Regions from separate parts of the Homo sapiens genome. Here region 2 is linked to region 1. A link is a contact called in ENCODE Hi-C or POLR2A ChIA-PET data. All regions are on one chromosome and are shown on one strand. The core of a region is the stretch at or near the end of the contact, and the rest is flanking DNA. Distances in the headings are between cores, read along the strand shown.

Region 1 (7,225 bases), core at 2,832-5,331:
AAGACTTTCCAGGGACTTCCACTTATGTCTTACAGGTTAGAAGTGAGGCAGCCTGGGCAACATGGTGAAACCCCTTCTCTACAAAAAATTAAAAAATTAGCCAGGCCTGGTGACATGCACCTGTAATCTCACTCAGGAGGCTGAGGTGGAAGGATCGTTTGAGCTTGGGAGGCAGAGGTTGCAGTGAGCTGAGGTCGCACCACTGCACTCCAGCCTAGGAAACATAGCGAGACCTGGACACACACACACACACACACACACACACACACACACACAAAAGAAATAAGGGAGGGAGGAGGGAGAGCATCAGGAAAAATAGCTAATGCATACTGGGCTTAGTACTTAGGTGATGGGTGGATAGTTGCAGCAAACCACCATGGCACATGTTTACCTATGCAATAAACCTGCACATCCTTCACATGTGCCCCAGAACGCAATAAAATAATAAAATAAAATAAAATAAAATGAAACAAAATAAAATAAAATAAAATAAGGAAAGAAAAAACAGGAGAACAAAAAAGAAAGAAGGAGTTAGAAAGATGTTGAGTAACTCAAGCTAGAGTCTCTCAGTTTAGCAACTCTCCCAAGCCATTTACCTTCCCTCCATGGCCCCTGAGTTTGCCTGTGTTTGCAGCTCCTGCCATATGTGGTATCTGTTTTGATTACTCTCAGCTGAATCGGGCACAGTTTTGGAGTGCACTCTTCAGTCTCCCTTCTGGCTTAGCCCTTCTAAGCTCATGACAGAACTGAATGTCCAAGGTCCCCCACACCCCAGCTACTTTGCCACATTCTTTGCCTTTAGCCTCTCGTCTAGGGCAGGGGCAATAGACAGTGTGCTCAAAGAAGAAATGGGAAGTTTCTGGGCCACCTCTTAAAGATAGCTTTGAGCATACTAGCCATATTCTTGATGCAGCCTTGGCTAAAACTGAGAAAATACTTTTCCCTTCCACTCTCTTTGTCCTGTTTTTTTCCTTTAGATGGACATTGATAGTTTCATGCCATTTTTCAAGGCAGGCGACTGAAGTTCCAGGAGGTGACCTCTATTTACTACAATAAAATTAGTGATTTATAGAAAGTCAGAATTCTGCAATTCCCCAAACTCCCCTTTTATCCCTAACTACTGTGTCAACAAAGCACCCAGCATCCAGCCTGGTTCAAAGGTCTGAACTGTGTAGCAAAATAAATCATTTTAAAAATCCCAATAGTAGTGTATGGTGTGAGCATTCTTAACTTGAATTGAGTAAGGAGGAAGAGAGCAGATGCAGCCAACCTTGGCTGTGGTTTATTACTCAAGTTGATGTGGGGCAGAGAAGATTGGATATTTAATGTCAATGATACCGTGAGAGGGGGTGAAAAATTCCAAGTTCCACTAGAAAATAACAAGGTAAAATTTAGGTCCCATAAGCCCTAGCCTATTTTTTCTTTCCTCCCCCTCCCCGACTGTCACTCTCCCAGTTTTTTAACCTTCTTCCTTTCCTCTCTTCCTCCCTCCCTGCCTGCTGGTCTATTTCTGAGTCCACTGTTGAAGGCCTAGCAAATTTTTTAGTAGGGCCCTAATTTAAGTTCCTCATTGACATTCTAATATATGCAGAATGCCGATCCCAAACTCACTTATTCAAATGCACTGGATGTTGTGCTTTACATCACAATGTTCAAACCTAAATCTCTGGAGTGCACAGAGCTGCCCAGGGTCTGTGTGTGTGGGGGCGGGGGGGGGGGGGCGGGGAGGTGGGGTTTGCCTTGTTTTGACAAATTTGTGCATTAAAGGTGGTCACTGCTCCAGGCAGCTCAGGAATCCTGGAGAGGAAAGTCCTGTCCACGAGATAGGGGAGTAAGCTTGACGAGTCTGGCTGTTCAGTTACATCAGCTCACTGCAGTTTAGCAAATTAGTTTTGAGCTCCTATTACATTTAGGCGCAGTGCTTGGTGCTGGGGATACAAAGACTCACAAGGTATCATCCTCCCCTCAAGAACTCACCACCTAGAGGTGGGGATGGACCCCAAATAAATGATATGCCCTTCCAGAGGAGCTCTACATCTCCTAAGACCTGTGCTCCTTGAACTTTAATGTGCACACAAATTCCCTGTGGTTCCAGTGAAATGTCAGTTTAGATTCATTAGGTGAGGGTGGGCTCTGAGATTCTGCAGGTCTGATGAGCTCCTGGGTGATGCCCAGGCTGCTGGCCAGGGGCCACACTTTGCCCATTCTAAGGTTGGGTGTCCGCTGTGAAGAGGCAGCCTAGAGGGCTGCTGAGTAAGAAAAGCCCCAGGGGCCAGGCATGGTGGCTCACACCTGTAATCCCAGCACTTTGGAAGGCCAAGGCGGGCAGATCACTTGAGGTCAGGAGTTCAAGACCAGCCTGACCAACATGGTGGAACCCTGTCTCTACTAAAAATACAAAAATTAGCCGGGCATGGTGGCGCATGCCTGTAATCTCAGCTACTCAGGAGGCTGAGGCAGGATTCAACCACTCGAACCTGGGAGGCGGAGGCTGCAGTGAGCTGAGATTGCTGTACTCCAGCCTGGGCAGCAGAGCCAGACTCGGTCTCCAGAAAAAGAAAGAAAAAAAAAAGCCCCAAGGAGCAAGTAGAGGCTGTGTCTTCAGAAGCTTGTGCACTTAAGAAGCATGTGCCTCCACTCAGAGTAAGGAGTGCAAACTCCTTTTCCAGGCTTTACCCATCTTCGTAAGGCCACCTGTCTCAGTGTCTGTGGCGTGTGAACCAGAGCAACTCCATCTTGAATAGGAGCTGGGTAAAATGAGGCTAAGGCCTACTGGGCTGCATTCCCAGATGGTTAAGGGATTCTAAGTTACGGGATGAGACAGGAGATACAAGACACAGGTCATAAAGACCTTGGTAATAAAACAAGTTGCAGTAAGAAACCACTGAAAACCCATCAAAACCAAGATGGTCATGAGAGTGACCGCTGGTCATCCTCACTACTACACTTCCACCAGCGCCATGACAGTTTATGGATGCCATGGCAATGTCAGGAACTTACCCTATATAGTCTAGAAAGGGGAGGCATGAATAATCCACTCATTGTTTAGCATATGATGGAAAAATAACCATAAAAATAGACAACCAGCAGCCCTCTGGGTGTTCTGTCTATAAAGCAGCCATTATTTTATTCCTTTATTTTCTTAATAAACTTGCTTTCACTTTTTTGTATGGCTCACCCTGAATTCTTTCTTGCACAAGATCCAAGAACCCTCTTTTAGGGTCTGGATCGGAACCCCTTTCCTGTAACAATGGCGTTGCCATAAACCAAAGGAGCATTTTTCGGCTGTAGCCTGAGTGATTTGACTGTTTCCGGAGGCAAATATTTGAAAATGAAACAGCAAACCAGTGCCTAGGGTTAGGGGAGAGTCAGTGCATTCTAATTATTAGGTCACCCTTCATTTCTCTTTTCTGTCTTCATTGGAAAAAGAAGGCCAGGTGCAGTGGCTCACGCCTATAATCCTACCACTTTGGGAGACCAAGGTCGGAAGATCACTTGAGCCCAGGAATTTGAAACCAACCTGGGCAGTACAGTGAGACCTTGTTTTACTTAAAAGAGAGAGAGAAAGAGAAAGGAAAAAGGAGTTTTTTTAGTGCCCTGCATATTCTGGAAGTCTCCATGGAGGCTCTTTTCTCCCTTGCTCCTTGTCTCTTAAAGGTTACTGTAGATGCTAGAGCCTGTTTTGTCCTTCTGAATCTCTATTTAGAAAACTTTTCCTTCTCATTTCTTGTAAAGGATCGTGTCAGGGACCCACCATGTGGAAAATCTTTGGAAGATCAATGAGTTCCCAGTCCACAAAGCTCCAAATGTGTGCTATTGTATCAGCTATCTATTGCCATAGCTGAGGCTGTATAACAAACAAGACCTCATAAGCAGTATACTTATTGCTCATGCATCTGGTGGTGGTCAGCTTGCAAATTCTGCTGGTTTCACTCACATATCTGAAGGTCATCCAGTTGTCAGAAGATCTAGGCTGGTCCTGGCTAGTCAACTGGAGAGACTGGGGCGCTGCTCTGGGTACTGTCTTCCAGCAGGCTCTCCCAGGCATGTTTTCACAGCAATGGTGGAGGCTCAGGAGTGCAAGCAGACACGTAGTGCTTTTTTCCAAGCTTACACTTGCATTATGTCTGCTAAAATCCCATTTGTCAAAGAAAGTCACATGGCTTGGCAGAGTCAGAGTTGGGAGTGTACTGCAAAGTTACTTCAGTAAAGGGCATGGATATGGGGAGGAGAGAAAAACTAGAGCCATGAATGCAATCCATCTACCACATCTTTCACATGCAACAGTGTAACTTTACACTTGTAGTTAAGCTGATCCAAGCAATATCTTTGCATACAGCAAACAGCTACCCTTCTCTGCTCCCAGAAAGACAACAGCTGCAGAAAGTCAAGAGCAAACAAAGGCATCTGAGAGGAGGGAGAGCAACAGTATTTACTGACAATGCTCTATTCATAATCCACATTTAATTCAAACTCAAAAGGATGCATTTACAATCTGCCAGGTTTTAACAGCCCCACCCTTTAAGTGGCATCTATGCAGCAGTAGAAATAGTAAGCTTTCTGCCTCCTTCAAAAGCAAGGGCCTGAGCTCACAAGGTAAACAAAGGGTAATGAAACAGCAAATGGCAGAGTGTCAAGTTGTTGGAAGGTGTCTAGCGGAATGCCATGGGGACACGGTTTCATTCTGGTCTCATTTAACATCCTCATTAATGATCTGGAAGAGGGAGTAAACAGCACCTTAATTATAATCACAAGTGATGCTAAATTAGGATTTCTTGCCTGCATCAAAAGAAGGGACTCTGAAAGGACCAAGTGGGAGATGGAATTCCAGCTTAAGAAAGGGAACTAGCACCAAGGAAAAACTATCACAGCATGGCTGGGCGCAGGAGCTCACACCTGTAATCCCAGCACTTTGGGAGGCCAAAGCAGGTGGATCAATTGAGGTCAGGAGTTTGAGACCAGCCTGGCCAACACAGTGAAAACCTGTCTCTACCAAAAAATACAAAAATTAGCTGGACATAGTGGCGCATGCCTGCAGTCCCAGCTACTTGGGAGGTTGAGGTGGGAGGATCACTTTAGCCTGGGAGGTGGAGATTGCAGTGAACCGAGATTGTGTGCCACTGCACTCCAGCCTGGGCGACAGAATGAGACCCTGAAAAAAAATAAAGAGAGAGAGAGAAAGAAAGAAGGAAAGAAAGAAAGAAAGAAAAAAGGAAAGAAAGAAAGGAAGGAAGGAAGGAAAAAAGAAAGAAAGAAAGAGAAAGAAAGAAAGAAAGAAAGAAAGAAAGAAAGAAAGAAAGAGAAAGAAAGAAAGAAAGAAAAAGAGAAAAAGAAAAAGGGAGACAGAAAGAGAAAAATATCACAGCACATGCAGCAAAGGAAAAAGTCACTTGTAAGCAATGAGGCCAAAGGGCAAGGAAGCTGCCTGAAATTCTTTCTGGGAAAACCCAGGGTATTTGCAAATAAACCTTTTGGTTTCAACCTTGTTTTCCCTTGGAAAAACCTTGTTTTTAAGGGAAAAGTTTACAGCAAGCAGGTGGTATCAAGAAGTTACAGGTAGACATTCAGCCGGCTGTTCGGGGTGACGAACTTTCCATTCCAGAACCATAGCCCAATTTGTCTGTAACTTTGCAGAAAAGGCCCGGGCACTGGTGAACGCTGCTGTGACTTATGCAAAGCCTGGATTGGCCACATTTTGGTACTACGCCAAGGTTGAGCTGGTTCCTCCCACCCCTGTTGAGATTCCCTAGAGCTAGTCAGAGCCTGAAAACAATAGTCAATAGTGCTCAGACTGGTAGCTTCAAACAGCTCACAGTTAAGGAAGCTGTGCTGAATGGTTTCGTGGTCGCTGAGGTGTGGATGTGGTTTTGTGTTTAGCCAAGTGAGGCGTGAATGGTTATAATGTTTAAAGACCAATCTTTTTTTTTTTTTTTTTTTTTTGACGGAGTCACTCTGTTGCCCAGGCTGGAGTGCAGTGTTGCAATCTTGGCTCATTGCAACTTCTGCCTCCCAGGTTCAAGCGATTATCCTGCCTCAGCCTCCCGAGCAGCTGGGACTACAGGCATGCGTGACCACGCCCAGCCAAATTTTGTATTTTTAGTGGAGACAGGGTTTCACCATATTGGCCAGGCTGATCTTGAACTCCTGTCCTCGTGATCCACCCACCTCAGCCTCTCAAAGTGCTGGGATTACAGGTGTGAGCCACCACACCTGGCTGAAAACCAGTCTTTAACATCTGATTATATGTGATTTATTATTTGAGCGTTCTTTGACCATGTGTGATCAGACAGCTATCTGAATAAAATAAGATTTGTCCAAAAAAAAAATATATATATAAAGGGCCAGGCGCCGTGGCTCACGCCTGTAATCCCAGCACTTTGGGAGGCCTAGGCGGGCAGATCATGAGGTCAGGAGATCGAGACCATCCTGGCTAACACAGTGAAACCCTGTCTTTACTAAAAATATAAAAAAATTGGCCAGGCGTGGTGGCGGGTGCCTGTAGTCCCAGCTACTCGGGAGGCTGAGGCAGGAGGATGGCGTGAACCCAGGAGGCGGAGTTTGCATTGAGTGGAGATCGCACCACTGTGCTCCAATCTGGGTGACAGAGCGAGACTCCGTCTCAAAAAAAAAAAAAAAAAAAAAGTAATAAATAAGCGTAAGCTGCAGCAGGAGAAGGGGAGAAACACAATGTAATTTGAAGTATAAGCCGGGGAGCAGGAGACGCTTGACATTTTTTCCTTCATATTTCCCTTCTCCCATGGGGACATAAGACCACAAGGGCGGGGATTTGTGTCGATTTGTTTTCTGCTACATCTGAAGCACCTTGAATTATGCCTGGCCCATAGGAGTTACTTAATAAATATTTGTTGAATGAGTGATAATGGAGTGTGACTTCTGAAGAAGGAATCAAAAGCAGCTTTCTAGCCAGGTATAGAGGTGTGAGCCTGTGGTCCCAGCTACTCAGGAGGCTGAGATGGGAAGATTGCCTTGAGCCCAGGAGTTCGAGTCCAGCCTGGTCCACATAGTGATACCCTGTCTCAAAACAAAACAAACAAAAACAAGATATTTCTCTTCATAAGGTGCAAACCAGTCAGAAGGCTGACTAAAAACCAAAGAAACAAAACAAAAACTGGGGGTGAGGAGAAAACACAGAAAATGAAAACCAGGCTGGGCGTGGTGGCTCACCCCCATAATCCCAGCACTTTGGGAGGCCGAGGCGGGTGGA
Region 2 (7,225 bases), core at 2,060-4,559, 650 kb before region 1:
CAAATATTGTATAGTCTCACTTGTATGAGGTACACAGAATTGTCAAATTCATAGCAACAAAAATAGTCGGGCACAATGGCTCATGCCTGTAACCTTCACAGTTTGGGAGGCTGAGGTGGGCGGATCCCTTGAGCCCAGTAGTTCTAGACCAGGAGTTCTGGGCAACATAGCAAGACCTTATCTCTATAAAAAATAATAATAAATTAGCTGGGTGTGGTGGCGTGTGCCTGAAGTCCCAGCTACTCATGAGGCTGAGGTGGAGGACTGGTTGAGCCCAGGAGGTTGAGGCTATAGTGAGTCGTGACAGCACCACTGCACTTCAGCCTGGGCAACACAGAGTGAGACCCTGTCTCAAAAAAAAAAAAAAAAACACACAAAAATAAATCAGAGGTTACTAGGGTTTGGGAGGAGGTAGAATGAGGAGTTACAGCATAATGGTGGCAGTTTCTGTTTGGAGTGATGAAAAAGTTTTGCGAATAGGGGCAATGGTTACACAACAACATGAATGTACTTAATGTCACTGAATTGCACACTTGAAAATGATTAAAATGGCAAATTTTATATTATATATGTAACTACAATAAAAATAAATAAATGAAAGTAAACTTAAAGGCACAGAAAAAGGCAATAACAAAAAAAATGACAGCTAAACTAATAAAGAAAAATGACACTGCATCAGTACCTTTCCACACACTGCGTTCGGGACAGGGGAGGCTGACATCTTCGGTTATGAGCTTCTCGGGCAGCAAGTCTAGCTCCTGACAACTGAAAGAGAGTACAAAACCCATTGAATAAACTGTGAAATATCTATCATCCTAGAAGAACTGGCATCACATTCTGACATCAAGAAGTCAGAAATTCAACCAACTCAACAGGCATTCATTTCAGGAGAAAACAAAACAGCGAAAACTGGGAAAATTCTAGAGCAGCTTGAAGCAATATCCAGCATATTAAAGCACTGAGAGATTAACATATGTTCACTGTAGCATCATCCACAATAGCAAAAAGGTGGACACAAACCAAGTATTCACCTTAATGGGTCTGCAGAAGAGTGGTATATAATACTGTTTTACCATAAACCTAACAAAACTGAAAATTCTCTGGTCAAAGTTTTCAGAAACTTCAACTGGAGCCGAGTTCAAGAGGATACCAAGCTCATGACTATATCTCTAAGTGCCTTCATTGGTCATCTAATAGCTGTATAAGGGATGTTCAATGCAAATGTTCAAAAAAAGTGTTTTTTAACACTTTCTGGAATGATCATGATTTCTCTTTAGTGAGCAATCTGTATCTGCCAACGGTGCTATCGACTGAATGTTTGTGCCCCCTAAAATTCGTATGTTGAAGCCTTAACCCCAATGTGATGGTATTTAAATGAGGCGCCTTTGAGAGGTAATTACGTCAAGAGGGTAGAGCCCTCAGGAATGAGATTAGTGTCCTTCTAAGACAGACAGTGCTTGCTTCCTCTCTCTGGGAAATGAGGATATAAAGAAAGGATGACCCTCTGCAAATCAGGAAGAGGACAGGACCTACACCAGACACTAGATCTGCCAGCATCTTGATCCTGGACTTCCCAGTCTCCAGAACTGTAAGAAACAGATGTCTGTCGTTTAAGCCACACAGCCTATGGTACTTCTGTTACAGAAGCCCAAGCTAACACACAGAAGATCAGCCCCACCCAATATTACCACCTCAGAGAGTCTTATGGGGAAATAAGACTTTGAGACAGTAGTTTAAGATATCAGTAATCAGAGTAAACATGAACTCATTTTCTGAACCAACAAACATAGTATCTCCATCTCTCTTAAGAGATTTATCTTGTATGTTCAGACCGCATATTTTTATTGGTTTACACGTTCTCAACAAAATTGTCACACATACCAAAAATAAAAAATAAATATCCAAAAAGTTGATATACCTTTTCATCTTCCCACTGAAAAAAATTACAGTCTTTTCTATCTCTACAGGCTGAACAGGCATAAAACCTCCGAGTTTCTTCTTTCCCTTGGGTCACCTTTACAAACAGAAGAGTGGGTCCTAGTTCCAGAATAGAAAAAAAAAAAAAAAGTGTCAAGTAATGGTCATCTACGTCAAGTTCTTAGTTTTCGCTGCCCTTAAATAAAATTTGTTTGAGCTTTAGGCACAATTTATCATAATTAAATCCATCTCTTTGGTTGGTTGTTTTTTGTTTTGTTAGGGTTTTTTGTTTTGTTTTCTTGAGACAGGGTCTCCCTCTGTCGCCCAGGCTGAAGCGCACTGGCACAATCATGGCTCACTGAGATCCTGCTTCCTAGCCTCAAGCGATTCTCCCGCCTCAGCATCCCGAGTAGCTGGGACTACAGTTGCGTGTCCCCAGCTGTTTTTCTTTTTTTGTAGACGGAGTGTCATCATTTTTGCCCGGGCTAGTCTCAAACTCCTGGGCTCAAGCGATCAGCCCGCCTCGGCCCCCCAAGTGCTGGAACTACAGGTGCACGCCACCACGCCGGCTTCTCTGTGTTTAATGAATGTTTCTTTTCTCTCTGTTACAACATTCCGGCAGTGACTACTTATAAATAATTTTTGAAAACCGGTCTCTTCAGAAAGAAAATGCTATTGTCGGTACAGTTGCTGTCTACGTTGTGAATATTACAAACCTGAGACTAAAACAAGGAAGGGACTCAGAGAATTGAGGACTTTGACATCTCTTGCGCGGTTACCCTTGCAGTGAAAACCTGAGCTTTGAGCTGGAAACGCCCACTTTCTGTAAGTTAGAGAAAAACTGAGTCTAGTTCGCAGGCAAGAATTACACTGTTTTTCTCCCTAATTTTTTATTTTTGAAGGGAGAGCAAATCAACAAATGAAATCCCCAAGTACTTGTCAACGAGAACTATTCAATACCATGCATTCTTCTCTTTGCCTACTTTTCTGCCCCTTCCCCCCAAAAGAGATGAAATAGTCCTGGAGCCAAAACCACAAGAGTGGAGACTTGCTCTGAATGTTTCTCAAGTAAGTTGAAAAACACCGCGTTCCGAGGAAGGAGTATTTTCTAGGCAGCACACTGGTGAGGGAAAGAGGCGGGTAAAAATACAGGAGCCCCAAAAGCCACTTCCAAGCCAACTCACACCCTCAGCGCCCGGCAGTTAGGCTGAGCCCAGACTCTGACCCACCGTGAGGGCACAGCGGGGCGGGGACGGCAGGATCCAAAGGAAGCACCACCTCCATTCCCGAGCTTCCCCGGCACCCTGCGCTGCCCTCTGCCTCCACGGCTTCAAACCCATTCCTGGAGGCCGCCATCTTCCCGCCGCCGTCCCGAAAGCCTCAGTACGAAACAAGAATGCTGAGAAAGAGCGCCCCCGCGACCCAAAGCGACCCACAGCGCCCCCAGGCGCTTAGGAGGAGCTTGGGCGGGGGCTGCCGCGGCGGAGGCCACGCCCCGAAACGCAGTCCCCGCCCACCTGGGGGCTGCACCTAAGCGGCCCCTAGCGGTGGGGCTCGCAGGTCACTTGCGGGACCTGTGCCATGAGCTCAGCGCATGAAGCACCCTCCTTTCTTAAGAATATAGCCAGGAAGTGAGATGATTCGAACAAAGACTTGGTTGTATTGTAGGTCCAAAAGGCAGCATTACCACCTCTGCCAAATAGCTGAAATGGCTGCAGCAGCTGTGATTTAAGGATCATTCTTTGTTTTTCAAAGTCACAGTCACTGCATCATCCTCTGTAACTTTTGGACAATGCTGAAAGTTGCACATCATAGTTGCATACTCATTGACATTTATACATAAGAAAGAAAGAAAACCGTCCTGATTTGCAGATGACATGATTGTCCACATTTTAAAAATCCGAAAGAATCTATCAGGAAAACACCTCCGGTTTAAACTGAGTTCAGCAAGGTTGCAGGATATGAGATAAACACACAAACATCAACTGGATTTCTAAATACTAGCAATGATCACAAGAACACTAAAAAATAGAATACCACTTACAATCACTCAAATAAATGAAATAGGTGTAAATCTAACGAAATATGTACAGAGCTTTATGTATGCTAAAAACTCCAAAATGCTTGATTAAAAAAAATCAAGGCTGAGTGCAGTGGCTCACACCTGTAATCCCAGCACTTTGGGGGGCCAAGGAGGGAGGATTGCTTGAATCCAGGAGTTCGAAACCAGCCCGGGCAACAAAGCGAGACGACATCTCTAAAATAAATAAGCAATTTTTAAAGTTTTTTAAAAATCAAAGAATAGCCGGGCACGGTGGCTCACGCCTATAATCCCAGAATTTTGGGAGGCCAAGGCAGGTGGATCACAAGGTCAGGAGATCGAGACCATCCTGGCTAACACCGTGAAACCCCGTCTCTACTAAAAATACTAAAAATACAAAAACAAAAAAATTAGCCAGGCGTGGTGGCGGGCACCTGTAGTCCCAGCTACTCGGGAGGCTGAGGCAGGAGAATGGCGTGAACCCGGAAGGCGGAGCTTGCAGTGAGCCGAGATTGTGCCACTGCACTCCAGCCTGGGTGACAGAGTGAGACTCCGTCTTAAAAAAAAAAAAAAAAAATCAAAGAATAAACAAATGCAGAAACATACTGCATTCATAAATCAGAAGACTCAACATAGTAAAGATATCAGTTCTCCCCAGGTTTAATGCTTATACAGGTGTAGCACAATTGCTATGAAAATCCCAGCCAGATTCTTTTTGTACATTTAGACAATATTCTGAAATTTATATGGAAAGGCAAGGGAACTAAAATAGCTAAAACAATTTTGGAAAAAGAATAATGAAGTGGGAGGAATCAGCCTACTCAATTTCAAGTCTTATAGTGCAGTAATCAAGACGCAGCCACATGTCTATGGTTGTAGACGAAATAGTCTCTTATGTTATTTAAAGAACCATTGGGGCATGTGCCTAGTTAACTTCACACATTGAGTGCTATGGTTTATTACTGTAAAAACATGGCTGTTTTTCTTTCACATTTCATGTAATGGTTTTACTCAAATTCTCCATCTGCACCAGTAGCATCTGTATCTTTGATGTACCAGTGTCCCCTTTTTCAAGTTGTCCAGAACACTTTTTCAGTGTATATTATCTGCACATGTCTGGTCTTTTGAGATAGGAAACTTTCTACAGCTATGATGATGATACTCTCGGACACTATCTCAAGACCTAACTAGCTGGGCACACATTCTCAGGACCCCTTGAGACAGTGCCCTAGGCAGAATAAAAACTAAAAGACCTAACTACCTACTCACATGAACTCTAGCACTTTTATTTACAAATTTGTTTTAGATGTACAAATTTGTGATCTTAAAAGACTTGTTTATAAAATTTGCAAGTGAATTTGTAACTCGTAAAACCAGAGTTACTGAGTCTGTATTTCCTCTTTCTCTTTTAAATAATGCTGATTCTGTGAGGCAACCTCTCTAAGCAGCCAAAACCAGTACAGATGTGCAGCCTTTACAGATAAGCTTCCCCAAACAGTAAAAACACAACAAAGATTGATCCAAATAAGGTAAATGGGAGGGCACTGCAAAATGTGAGAGCTGCTGAAGGTTTCAAACATCAGGCCATTTTGTTTGCAGAGGGATAATTTTGGGGAGAAAAAAAACTCACCTTATTTTCAGATATATATATGGTAAATAGCCTGTGTTAAATATTTACTGATGGGATTATGAATATGACCAATAAGTTATACATGTTTCATTTAATTTCCTGATAGTGTCTTTAGTCTGCACAGGAAAATGCTTGAGTAGAAACATACTGAGAGATTCAGCAAGGTTCTGAAAGGAAGCCAGAGACAGAACTGAAAATAGGTCCCTTGAGGCCTAAGCACCAGGAGAGACCTAGATTACACTTATTGTCAGGCCTCTGAGCCCAGGCTAAGCCATCATATCCCCTACGCCCTGCACGTATACATCCAGATCGCCTGAAGCAACTGAAGATCCACAAAAGTGAAAATAGCCTTAACTGATGACATTCCACCATTGTGATGTGTTTCTGCCCCACCCTAACTGATCAATGTACTTTGTAATCTCCCCCACCCTTAAGAAGGTTCTTTGTAATTCTCCCCACCCTTGAGAAGGTACTTTGTGAGATCCACCCCCTGCCCGCAACACAGTGCTCCTAACTCCACCTCCTATCCCAAAACGTATAAGAACTAATAATAATCCACCACCCTTGGCTGACTCTCTTTTCGGACTCAGCCCGCCTGCACCCAGGTGAAATAAACAGCCTTGTTGTTCACATAAAGCCTGTTTGGTGATCTCTTCACATGGATGCATGAGACACTTATCACACAGAGCGTGGTCCCAGGCTGCTAAGATTGCTGGAACTCAGCTACTCTCCCAGCCGATTGTCTGGTCAAACTGGTGAGCTTTCTTTCTTTCTTTTTTTTAATTTTTTTTGAAACAGAGTCTCACTCTGTCGCCTAGTCTGGAGTGCAGTGGAGCAGTATTGGCTCACTGCAACCGCCACCTCCCAGGTTCAGGCAGTTCTCCTGCCTCAGCCTCCCAAGTAGCTGGGATTACAGGCACATGCCACCATGCCCAGTTAATTTTTTTTTTTTTTTTTTAGTGGAGATGGGCTTTTACCATGCTGGCCAGGCTGGTCTCGAACTCCTGACCTCGTGATCCACCCGCCTCGGCCTCCCAAAGTGCTGGGATTACAGGCGTGAGCCACCGCGCCTGGGCCAAACTGGTGAGCTTTCTCAGAGGGCTGGTTTGTCTCCTTCCTTGGCTTCATTAATGGAACAAATCAGTGTCTTTTGAAAACCTTCAATTCCCAAACCTCCTTCAGAGAAAATGGCTGAAGCCAGAGGAGAGTTCTGTAGTGGAGATCTGACCATCTTCTCTATCTTCTGGTAACAGGACCCCAGTTTTCCTTTGGGAAGCCAACCCTCCCGATTTTAGCCCATGTAGTGTGAGAAGTATAAAAAATGGCAGGGACTGGCTTGGATTTGGGCAGGTGGCTTGCAGCTTCTGCTGGGATGGCTGAGAAAGAAGGTGTCATGGTTACATGTTTTAATCTCAGTGGCATTCAAGATGTTGATTCCTCATGTGTCCGAGGGGTTCAGCTCTCCAGTGTTGCCTGGGCTGAGTCACACGTCTAGTGGTTGGCTCATCCGGGATCATCTTAACCCATTTATGCCTGAAGTTGCAATTTTTTGAATTTTTGCAATCAGACCTTGGCGGTGACCTTGAGCATTAGGATATAAATAACTCCCACATGCTTAGCATTCCAATAATGGAACA

The links. A loop is a pair of places that touch in the nucleus more often than their neighbours do. ChIA-PET counts read pairs that join two places held with the same protein, here RNA polymerase II (POLR2A). Pooled maps may share reads with other maps.
Region 2: a pooled map shows a loop between it and region 1 (4-fold over the local background). The contact joins the promoter of ZCCHC4 here to the promoter of LINC02473 in region 1. A Hi-C loop is called at or near these places in 1 of 50 pooled maps. POLR2A ChIA-PET finds 5 or more read pairs at or near these places in 3 of 52 experiments (WTC11 and activated CD4-positive, alpha-beta T cell).

The regions. Positions count from the first base shown.
Region 1 is chr4:24,656,756-24,663,980 of GRCh38, reverse strand. It overlaps LINC02473 (long intergenic non-protein coding RNA 2473), which reads right to left and starts at 4,081. Exons shown (of 2, transcript NR_183976.1): 1 at 3,938-4,081. It also overlaps the pseudogene ATP5MGP3. RefSeq lists an enhancer at 5,426-6,067.
Region 2 is chr4:25,308,858-25,316,082 of GRCh38, reverse strand. ZCCHC4 (zinc finger CCHC-type containing 4) reads right to left here and starts at 3,309. Exons shown (of 13, transcript NM_024936.3): 1 at 3,147-3,309; 2 at 1,919-2,037; 3 at 683-765. The coding sequence starts at 3,273. RefSeq lists enhancers at 3,191-3,250, 2,779-3,655, 5,243-5,382, 6,003-6,062 and silencers at 3,249-3,453, 3,461-3,530.